Regions from separate parts of the Homo sapiens genome. Here region 2 is linked to region 1. Evidence: read pairs that join two places in POLR2A ChIA-PET (ENCODE). Cell type or tissue: Panc1. All regions are shown on one strand. Links, peaks and the distances in the headings refer to the core of each region. The heading gives the core; the rest is flanking DNA.

Region 1 (5,381 bases), core at 81-5,080:
GAGACTCTACGTCAAAAAGAAAAAAAAAAAAAAAATCACTCACCATACATTTCTTATCCTGAATCTGAATTAACAGAGCTGGTGAGTAAATATTCAAAGCATGTCGCTTACCAGTTGAATCGCTTGGTCCCGAGTGTTAAGCCTCAGCCTTGGTAAAGATGTCATCGCTGAAGTCTCATTACCGACCCATCAAGCCCAGATTTCCACCATGAACCATCTCCAGAGACCTTCGTTCCGCCACGTCAGGGTCAGCTAATGCTCAGCAAATTATCCACTTAGTAAATTCATTTCACCGTCAACAGATAGTGGTGCAGACTCGTGTTCTAACAAATTAAATATCCCATTCGGAGTTCTGAGGAGTCTTTTTAAGTTATTCCCAATCAATAAGAAAAGCACACATGACACTAAAGCTCCTCTAGAAAGATGGCTCATTTCTCTTCCAATGTCAAAAAGCCATGAAGTAAAAAAAAAAAAAAAAAAAAAAATCAGATTACATTAAATTACTTGCTTTTTTTCTCCTCTTGCTAGGAAGGGAAAAGAGGAGAGGAGAAGCATGGAAAGAACTCACTCCTAAATCACAGATTAAATCCAGGAAGTTTAAGATGATCCAATTTCATTTCCCTCCTGCCTGAAGATTTGATGAGAGCAGCAAGGGTGTGAACCTATAAGCAGCCTTCCATTTATTTTCAGCAAATAAAAAAGTTTTGCCTGCTGATTCAACTGCCCTCACCAAGCTTTTAGAGTGATTCATCACTGTGGCTGGCAAGAAAACAATAGGCTTGATGAAAATTAAGAAGAAAAACCACACACTTACTCATCAAAATTGGGAGAAACGGAAAAGAAAAAAGATATGAATTCACTGGTAAAGGTTCACGTACCCCATTCAAAGAGGCTGCCTCTTGCATTATCAGGGTTGGTAACAAAAATGTTGGTAATTAACTAAAATAATTAGATGACACGAAGAGGTCCAAAGAATATAGTGTAGATTGCTAACGTCAGCCCCTTCAATCTTTCTTTCATCTCAGAAATATACAAATCAGGTCCGTATTGTCTGTTCCTTCGCTTCTTAGGATCAGTGGAAACTCAAAGTTGAGAAGGCCTAGAAATAAAAATGGCTTAATATCCCAACTATTAACCAATGCTGCAGAAATCAATGTTGGAATAAATAAAACAAACATATAACTATAGATCTAGATATTTAATATAACCAAGTTGTACTAAATATAATGCCGGTATTAAAATTAATAAAAATCAGATTAATGCATCATTCACACACACCCCGAAGAGTACACTATGGAAATTACTTTAGGAATAATGATTTTATTTAGAAAATGCAGCATATTAAAATAAAATACAAGAGGGAAGATTCTTGTAAGTCAATCTTTTATATCAGGTTTTCTTACCCTTAACACTATTGACCTATTAGACTGGATCAATCTTCATTGTGGGGGCTGCCCTCTGCAATTGAGGATGTTTAGCAGCATCCTCAGCTTCTACCCACTAGACACCAGTAGTCACCTCCCATCAGTGTTAACAACCAGAAATGTCTCCTGATACTTCTAAATATCCCCGGTGAGGCAAAAGTGCCTCCAGTTGAGAACTACCATTCTATGCAAACCAGTAACTCTAGCAGGACATGGTGGGTCATGCCTGTATTCCCAGCACTTTGGGAGGCTGAGAGGGGAGGAGAGGATCACTGGAACCCAGAAGCTCAAGACCAGCCAGGGCAACACAGGGAGACCCATCTCTACAAAAAAAAAAAGGAAAAAAAAAAGAAAAAATCAGATGGGCATGGTGGCACACATCTGTAGTCCCAGCTACTCAAAAGGCCGAACGGGGGAGAATCTCTTGAGCCCAGGAGGTCCGGGGTATAGTGAGCTGTGATTGCATCACTGCACTCCGGCCTAGGCAAAAAAGCAAGACCCTGGGTCCAAAAAAAAAGTAATTCTAACCTATGTATCCATCCCTTGATAACTTCCAGGCTACATACTTTACAACAAAGAATATTTCTGCTGATCTAACCATGCTAGCCACTTTCTTTTTAAACTACAGAATACGTATTCCATAGGAATAAAAAATATTAGCAGCTGCCAAGTAGCACCACCTTAACTAAATCACAGCCTTCAAAAGCTGGTTTAAATGTAAACCATCCATTACCTTTTAAAGTCTCACACTACTAGGAGAGTCAATTTCCAAAATAGTTTCTTAAAATTGTTATCATTAAACTTGAAAGAAACAGTTTCAAGTTTAATGGGTAAGGAAGATGTGAAGAGTCCAAAAGCCCAAAGCTGTGACTAGACAGCTGCGTGTCACTTCCATCTACAAGGCAGATAGAAGCATCAGCTCAGCAGCTCAGCAGATTACAAGCAAGATTTACAAACTGCATATGGATTCCAAAGCAAATACACTTTCCCTCAATATTGCTTCATGGAAGCTAGAGTTTACCAGAAATAGACGAAACTCCAAAAAAATAACTGATGAAATTCAGTGTGGCCTTGGCATTCCACACGGATGCTCCCTGGAAACACAAAATTTCACTGAAACTATTTTTCTTTTCTTTTTTTTTTTTTTTTTTTGAGACAGAGTTTCGCTCTTGTTGCCCAGACTGGAATGTAATGGCACAATCTCAGCTCACTGCAAACTCCGCCTCCTGGGTTCAAGCGATTCTCCTGCCTCAGCCTCCCGAATATGGGATCACAGGCATGCACCATCACGCCTGGCTAATTTTTGTATTTTAAGTAGAGACAGGGTTTCTCCATGTTGGTCAGGCTGGTCTCAAACTCCCGACCTCAGGTGATCCGCCTGCCTCAGCCTCCCAAAGTACTGGGATTACATGCGTGAGCCACCGCGCCTGGCCCACTGAAAGTATTTTTCGAGCCCTCACTCGGAACAGGGATCACTTACTTACGCCAATCACTCGGGATGAGTGTGCAGTTGCTGTCATCACAAAAAGAAGCAGAAGGTCTATGTTTCTGCTTTTGCTTGGCTATAGGAAAATTTCTATTCCTTGTTCCAGTCACTGGCAGAAATCAGCTAATTCCTTTTGGACTTGTATTACCTGACTGTTCTGCTCTGTATGGAGAAGCAAATATGCATTCCTGAAGATTTCCACACAGTCTCTATTCTTCCGACTTCAAAAGCCTACCAGAACGGCCAGGAGTGATAGCTCACACCTGTAATCCCAGCACTTTGAGAGGCCAAGGCAGGCGGGATCACTTGAGGTCAGGAGTTCAAGACCAGACTGGCCAACATGGTGAAACCCTGTCTCTACTAAAAACACAAAAATTAGCTGGTCGTGGTGGCAGGCGCCTGTAATTCGAGCTATTCAGGAGGCTGAGGCATGAGAATCTCTTGAACCCAGGAGACGGAGGTTGCAGTGAGCAGAGATCATGCCACTGCACTCCAGCCTGGGCAACGGAACAAGACTCCATCTCAAAAACAAAACAAACAAATAAACAAAAATCTACCAGAACAACTGCCTTCCCCTCCAAATGAGTTCATGGAGCTAGAGCTCTCTGGCCTCCTATCCTGGCTCTATCATTTCCCAGCTGTGTGAACTTGAGCAGACTACCTCCCTTCTCTAAGACTCTGTGTTCTCATACATAAAATAAAGATGTAAACAATACAATCACTTAGGACTACCAAGCAGATTAAATGAATTAATACATGTAAAAAGCTCAGCACAGTCCTAGCCCATGGTAAGTGTCCAATAAACCTTCACAAGTTAAATAATGGAATAAATAAACACACAGGCCGGGCGCAGTGGTTCACGCCTGTAATCTCAGCACTTTGGGAGGCCAAGGCAGGTGGATCACCTGAGGTCAGGAGTTTGAGACCAGCCTGGCCAACATGGAGAAACCCTATCTCTACTAAAAACACAAAAATTAGGCCGGGTGTGGTGGCTCACACCTGTAATCCCAGCACTTTGGGTGGCTAAGGTGGGTGGATCACGAGGTCAAGAGATCAAGACCATCCTGGCCAACATGGTGAAACCCCGTCTCTACTAAAAATACAAAAATTATCTGGACATGGTGACACATGCCTGTAGTCCCAGCTACTCGGGAGGCTGAGGCAGGAGAATCACTTGAACCCAGGAGGCGGAGACTGCGGTAAGCTGACATTGTGCCACTGCACTCCAGCCTGGCAACAGAGCGACATTCAGTCTCAAAAAAGAAAAAAAATTAGCTGGGCTTGGTGGCACATGCCTGTAAACCCAGCTGCTTGGGAGTCTGAGGCAGGAGAATCACTTGAACCCGGGAGGCAGAGACTGCAGTGAACCGACATTGCGCCACTGCACTCCAGCCTGAGTGACAGAGCATGACTCCATCTCAAAAAAGCAAATAAGATAAACAAAATAAATAAAAGTGTTCCTGAACAATGCAATATTACTTAATAATAAAAAAGGAACAAAACCGGCACGTGTACCAACATGGATGGGCGGCAAAGGCACTGAGTGAAGAAAGTCCGTCTCAAAAGAATATGTACTGATCGATTCCATTTATACAATACTCTCAAATAACAAAACTATAGAGAAGGAGAAAAAAGAAGTAGGTGCTGGGGGTTAGAGGGAGGGAGGCTGGGGTGCCACCAAAGGTGAGCCCAAGGGACTGTCATGGAACAGTTCTATATTGTGACTGCTGGTGGTTGTACAAGTCTACACATGTGATAACACTGTTCAGAATCACACACACATAAAAAATGCATGTATGCAAAACTGGTGAAACATGAATAAGGCCTGTAGACTGCAGGAATGTCAATTTCCTGATTTTGACACTGTATTTTGTTATGTAAGATGCCACCACCAGGGAATGGCAGGTACACAGAAAGGGCCTCTCTGTACTATTTGGGTGACTTCTGAATCTAGACTTCTTTTTAAAATGGATACCAGAATAGGCCGGGTGCGGTGGCTCACGCCTGTAATCCCAGCACTTTGGGAGGCTGAGGTGGGCGAATCACTTGAAGTCAGGAGTTCCAGACCAGCCTGACCAACATGGTGAAAGCCCATCTCTACTAAAATACAAAAATTAGTTGGGGCGTGGTGGTGGGCGCCTGTAATCCCAGCTACTCGGCAGGCTGAGGCAGGAGAATTGCTTGAACCTGAGAGGTGGAAGTTGCAGTGAGCCAAGATCGCACCACTGCACTCCAGCCTAGGTGACAGAGCGATACTCCATCTCAAAAAATAACATAAGATAAAATAAAATAAAATAAAATAAACGTATACCAGAATAACACCATCCAAGATATATGTGGGAGAAGGCAGCAGATGTAATTTACCTTGACATAACTTGACATGCCCTCAAAGCTTTGCGAGAGAATACGACCTTTTTCCTAGTGGAGAACAACTGTCAGTTTAATTACTCAGTATAATAAATATTTCTCTA
Region 2 (5,381 bases), core at 220-5,219, 330 kb before region 1:
TTTCCATATCAGAACACACCATGATTTTAAGAGGAACATTTTCCTATCAAATTCCAGGCTTTGACGAATATCAAAATTAGTCTGCACTGGCCGCTCAGAAGCCCCGAGAGTGAGGGCACTCGTTCCACAAAGATGCCCATCAGGGAAAATGACGGGCTGTCAAAATAATTTACTCTTGGGTAAGCCAGCATCTTCCCTCTCTCTACATGGATCACTCGGACCCCTGCCATTTGGCCCTTCCTTGTGCCTCTTTGTGCCTTTATTGATTCTTGAGCATTCCATACCCACATGGAGCTCTAGGTGCGGCTGCTCTGGGCAGACATCTGTGCCTGCTCAGGCTCAGCAATGCAGGAGGTCACAGCAAAGCAGCCAGGCCAGCCAGAGAGCAGGGACAGGTGCTGGGCTATGTGGACAATTTACACGATGAAAAATAAAGTGAAGGTACTCGAGTGACCTTCTGTTGACCTGCACTCAGTGGCTAACTACAAAAAATATTTTTTGTCTGAGCACAGTGGCTCACAGCTGTAATCCCAGCACTTTGGGAGGCTGAGGCAGGCGGATCACTTGAGCCCAGGAGTTCAATCAAGACCAGCCTGGGCAACAATGGTAACACCCCATCTCTACCAAAAATACAAAAAAAAAAAAGTATCAGGGCGTGGTGGCATGCACCTGTAGTCCCAGATACTAAGGAGGCAGAGGTGGGAGAATCGCCTGAACCCTGGAGCTGGACGTTGCAGTGAGTGAAGATCACGCCAGTGCACTCCAGCCTGGACGATGGAGCGAGACTCTGTCTCAATATATATATTTTACATATATATAATATACATATGTATAATTTTTTGACTAGTCGTGTATCCATTTGACAAGGAAAATTTTCCATTACTCCATGATGAGTTTTGCAAGGCCAAATTAAATGGCTTAATAGGATAAATTTCCTATAAAGCAAAGAAAAATAGTTCATACACACGCAAATCTTGTTTGATAATGGATAAAAAACACAAGACTTAGTTCTTTCCATGTGTAAAAATCTAACCCTCATTTCTGAGTAAAGCACAACCCATTTTGTACTATGAAATGAATGCTATCAACAGCTAAAACATATTTTTTTTGTCTTCAAAGAAAGACCATCTATGGATAAAAGCATTGGAACTCTTCAGAGTTCTTATATGGAAATGAATCTGCATTATTTGCTGTAACTCTTAAAATGGAGATCCAAAAATAGGGTTTCACTTTCTTTTACTGAAATATACATAACTGCAGCCATAAGAAGGAATGAAATAATGGCATTCGCAGCAACCTGGATGGAATTGGAGACCATTATTCTAAGTGAAGTAACTCAGGAATGGAAAACCAAACATTGTATGTTTTCACTCATAAGTGGGAGCTAAGCTATGAGGACACGAAGGCATAATAATGACAATGGGCTTCAGAGACTTGGGAGAAAGGGTGGAGGGGGGTGAGGGATAGAAGATTACACATTGGGTAGTGCACACAGCTCCAGTGATGGGTGCACCAAAATCTCAGAAATCACCACTAAAGAATTTATTCAGGTAATCAAATGCCACCTGTTCCCCAAAAATCTATTGAAATTTAAAAAATTAAGATTTTACACAGAAAATCAGAATCACTGAATATGAAATCCAGAAAGGATCTTAACGGTCAAGTAGCAATCCCTCCATTCAATTTAAATGTTCATTAAATATTGAATAAATGATTTTAAAAAATGAAATATATATAACTGTAGACCTAGCCCTAAACTGAGTTCTTAACATCTCCTGGCTTTATTTAATATTATGGTGGCTCTAATTGTGAAAGAAAAAAGGGTCTCGTAAGGCATAATGATTTACCAAACATTATTCAAAGTCCAGATCATCACATTTTGCTGGAAGATAATTATCTTCTCAAGAGTTAGACATACCTGCAGCCATCTATCATAATATCACAAAATTCAGAGTTTCAACTAAAGTTGGCTTTAATTTCTCCTGGCCTTTTATGCAGATTCTGCAAAATTAGTAACTGAAGATGCTGTGTGAAATTAAATTGTGCACTATTAAGGAAAAAAAGCTGCCAAAAAAATAAAGACCCTCTCAATTGTAATATGTATCCCATTTTCAGAGCTGTTTAAAACATGTATGTGTGTTGGCTGGGGGGTACATTTCTTAAACATGAATATATAGTTTTAAATAATTTGGAAAGGACGATCATCCGAAAATGGAGTGAGATAAAGCAATAACAATTTAATTGCAAATCCAGGATTAAATGGAACTCAGAAGCCTTTTTTTTTTCCCTAGGGAAGTACTTCTTTAGTTGTGATGGCCAAGAAAATGAATTATAAGCATCAGAGGAGAGGAAAAGAGGGTGGTAGGTAATAGACTCCTTTCTCTAAAGAGATGAGAAATTCTGGAAGATATCAATCACAGGGAAATGGTGGGTAGTAACAATCAGAGTCTGCTGCAGTGGAGGAGGGGAATAACCTTACTCTAGGAGAAGCACATCACGATAATCCAGTGAATTCAGGGAATGTGCCCAGGTCAGCAAGGCATGGTGGACAAACAGATAAGACAGTGGGGAGGAGCAGCAGGGAGTTTGTATTCTGTTTGCGTTCTTGTGCCTAAAGAGTAGGAGAAACCAAGGGCATGGCTAGGATGGAACCAAGGCCATCTGAGGTCAAGGCAAAGAGAAACTGAGCATGCTCTACTGTGCACCCTTGCACTGGAATTATGAGAAAAGCCATGGGTAAATCAAGTCAGGGGCACCCTAGGGCAGTGCAATGTGCTCCTTAGCTCCACCTAGTGTATAAATTGAATACCTGCCCACTCCTATTCCACCTTCTACCTGACCTGGTCACAGCAGGGAAGGGGACTTCGAGGCAGGGCGGGTGAGTCAAGTTCTGCAGCCCACTCCAGCTGAGCTAGGTACTAGGCCATTCTTGCATTGCCCTAAAGAAATACCTGAGACTGGGTAATTTATAAAGAAAAGAGATTTAACTGGCTCTTGGTTCTGCAGGCTGTACAGGAAGCATGGGGTCAGCATCTGCTCGGCTTCTCATGAGGCCTCAGAAAGCTTATGATCATGGTGAAAGGTGAAGGGGAAGCAGGCATCTCATATGGTGGGAGCAGTGGCAAGAGGGAGTGTGGGGAGGGGGTGCCACATATTTAAACTACCAGATCTTGAAGAGAACTTACTATCTTGAGAACAGCACCAAGCTATGAGAGATCCACCCCCATCACCCAAACACCTCCCACCACACCCCACCTCCAACACTGGGGATCACATTGCAGCCTGAGATCTGGGCAGCAATAAATATCCAAACTATATCAGCTAGCCATAAGTTAAATACTAACTACCAGATTCAGTCATAGAAAGGAGCTATAAGAAAAATGAATAACAGATCAAAGTCATACACTGCAATGTCGTGCAGGATGGTAAGAGGGAAGAAAGAAAGAAACGGTGTGGCAGGAGGTACGGAGAAGAAAGAAGAAATAAACTCATGAAGGTCAGGAAGCCATGGTAATGGGCAGCTGGGTTTTTATGCAAATGGAAATCTTTGTGTCTTTTATCTTTTATGCAAATGGCATCTTTGTGTCTGCCCAGTGGGAACTTACAATATGAATGTGGGATCCTAATCACAGCTAGGTGGAAGGTCTAGCATGGCCAGTGAGAAACACCTCCATATCCTCTGCCTCGGTATTTTCATCTTTAAATTAAGGCACTGGCTAGATAAGCCCTTCCTAAAACTGCCTCATCATCATCAGAATTACTTGGGGCATTTTTTTTACTTCGACTGGTCACAAGCATTTTTAGAAATTGCAGATTCCTGGGTCCCACTCTGGACTGGGTGGGTCAGAGCTCCAAGGAGAGGTACAGGAACCTACATGCTAACAGTCAGATTTGCAAACCACTGGACTGCGAAGGTGTCTCAGGGCCTTTCCCATTCAAATATTATCTGATTCTATAAACTCTAGTTCTAGAGAATGCGGTGTAACAGATCCAAATATTAAACTGAGCTTTGGGGCCTCTTCCTTCACACATAAACACATGCACATACTGGTGTCTTAATCCATTCCAGCTGCTGTAACAAAATACCACAGGCAGGGTGGCTTATAAACAACAGAAATCTATTTCTCATAGTTCTGGTGGCTGGGAAGTCCAACACTAAGGCCTTAGCAGATTCAGTGTCTGGTGAGGACCTGCTTTCTGATTCAGAGATGGCAACTTCTCATTGTGTTCTCACGTGGTAGAAGGGGCAAAAGATCTCTCTGGGGTCTCTTTTAAAGGGCACTAATCCCATTCATGAGGGCTCCATCCTCCGGACCTAATCAGCTCCCAAAGGCTTCCTCTCATCACATTGGTGATGGGGTTTCAACATAAGAATGCGGGGACAAAAGGAGACACTCAGTCCTTTGCAACTGGGAATAAGGCATAGTGATAGGTGCTGAAAAGGCTTCTGAGAAGAAGAGCTCTTGGGTGAGTGATGGGGAGAGAAGCAAGACACACAGTAATGAATTCAAGGAACCGTCCTAGGCATGCCCACTACAGAAAAAAAGTTGATGTGTAATCAAAGCCCACCTTAGCTGGGTATTTTCACATCTCCATCGCATGTAATGTTCCTAAACAACATGATGAATTTAGATACATGGAAATTATATATCCATAAATAGATTAGGTTGGAGCAATTTGTCCAAATCATGGAGTCAGAATATAAACTTGGGTCTTCTTGACTCAGAGTCCACCGCTCCATTTAAACATCATTTGTAGAGTTCCCTGGCATCCTGCTTTAATAAACCAATCTCAATGTACCAGACTGTTCCAGAGAGCAGAGTTGAAAAGTAATTGTCATGTGGACGTCTATCTTTCAAATCCTCATTCAGTTGTGGTCACCCACTCATCAGTTCATGTCTACAGTCTGTTCAAGAACCCATTCCAATATACCTGACCCTGTCCAGGGTCCCAAAAAGAAATTCAGATATTCCACAGTTCTGAGATTGATGGCATTGCCACAGCTGTAGAAGATGATTTTGCTTCTCCAACTCCAACCAAGGATGCAAAGAACTAGACTCTGGCCACATGCATCCATGTGGCACCCACTCTTACCTTGGGTGTGCTCAATTGTTCTGCCTGGTTCTCCCGCAGCAAGCCTGATCCTTCTCATTCCCCTCTTTGCCGGAAGCCCTGCCAGAGGTCTGCTTACCCAGCTCCAGCCAATCCCTTTCCAGGTGAATGAATCTTGATCACACCCTAATAACCCACTGTTCAAGATCACAGACACATACAGTGGACTGTTCCTTGCCAAGTTCCTGGGCTCCACAGTAAGATTTCATGTGTCCAGACCCCCCTCCCCACTGCTCCCAGTCTGAGGCCAGAGCGATCACTTCCAGAGC

What was found. ChIA-PET counts read pairs that join two places held together with the same protein. Peaks named below come from ENCODE experiments on the same cell type or tissue, not always from the same donor. Only the 100,000 strongest peaks of a DNase experiment are listed, where the experiment ranks them.
Region 2: POLR2A ChIA-PET joins it to region 1 with 12 read pairs; 2 of 35 experiments call an interaction of 5 or more read pairs at or near these places.

The regions. Positions count from the first base shown.
Region 1 is chr5:16,915,944-16,921,324 of GRCh38, forward strand. The region is part of intron 1 of MYO10 (myosin X); the gene reads right to left. Among named protein-coding and RNA genes, the nearest start is that of MYO10, 18 kb to the right of the region's middle. In Panc1, for the core only: no CTCF peak of the experiment used is centred there; a DNase peak (open chromatin) is centred at 738; H3K4me3 peaks cover 1,359 bases; H3K27ac peaks cover 3,920 bases.
Region 2 is chr5:16,582,699-16,588,079 of GRCh38, forward strand. The region is part of intron 1 of RETREG1 (reticulophagy regulator 1); the gene reads right to left. Among named protein-coding and RNA genes, the nearest start is that of RETREG1-AS1, 31 kb to the right of the region's middle. In Panc1, for the core only: CTCF peaks have their summits at 2,788 (motif pointing left) and 3,018; no DNase peak of the experiment used is centred there.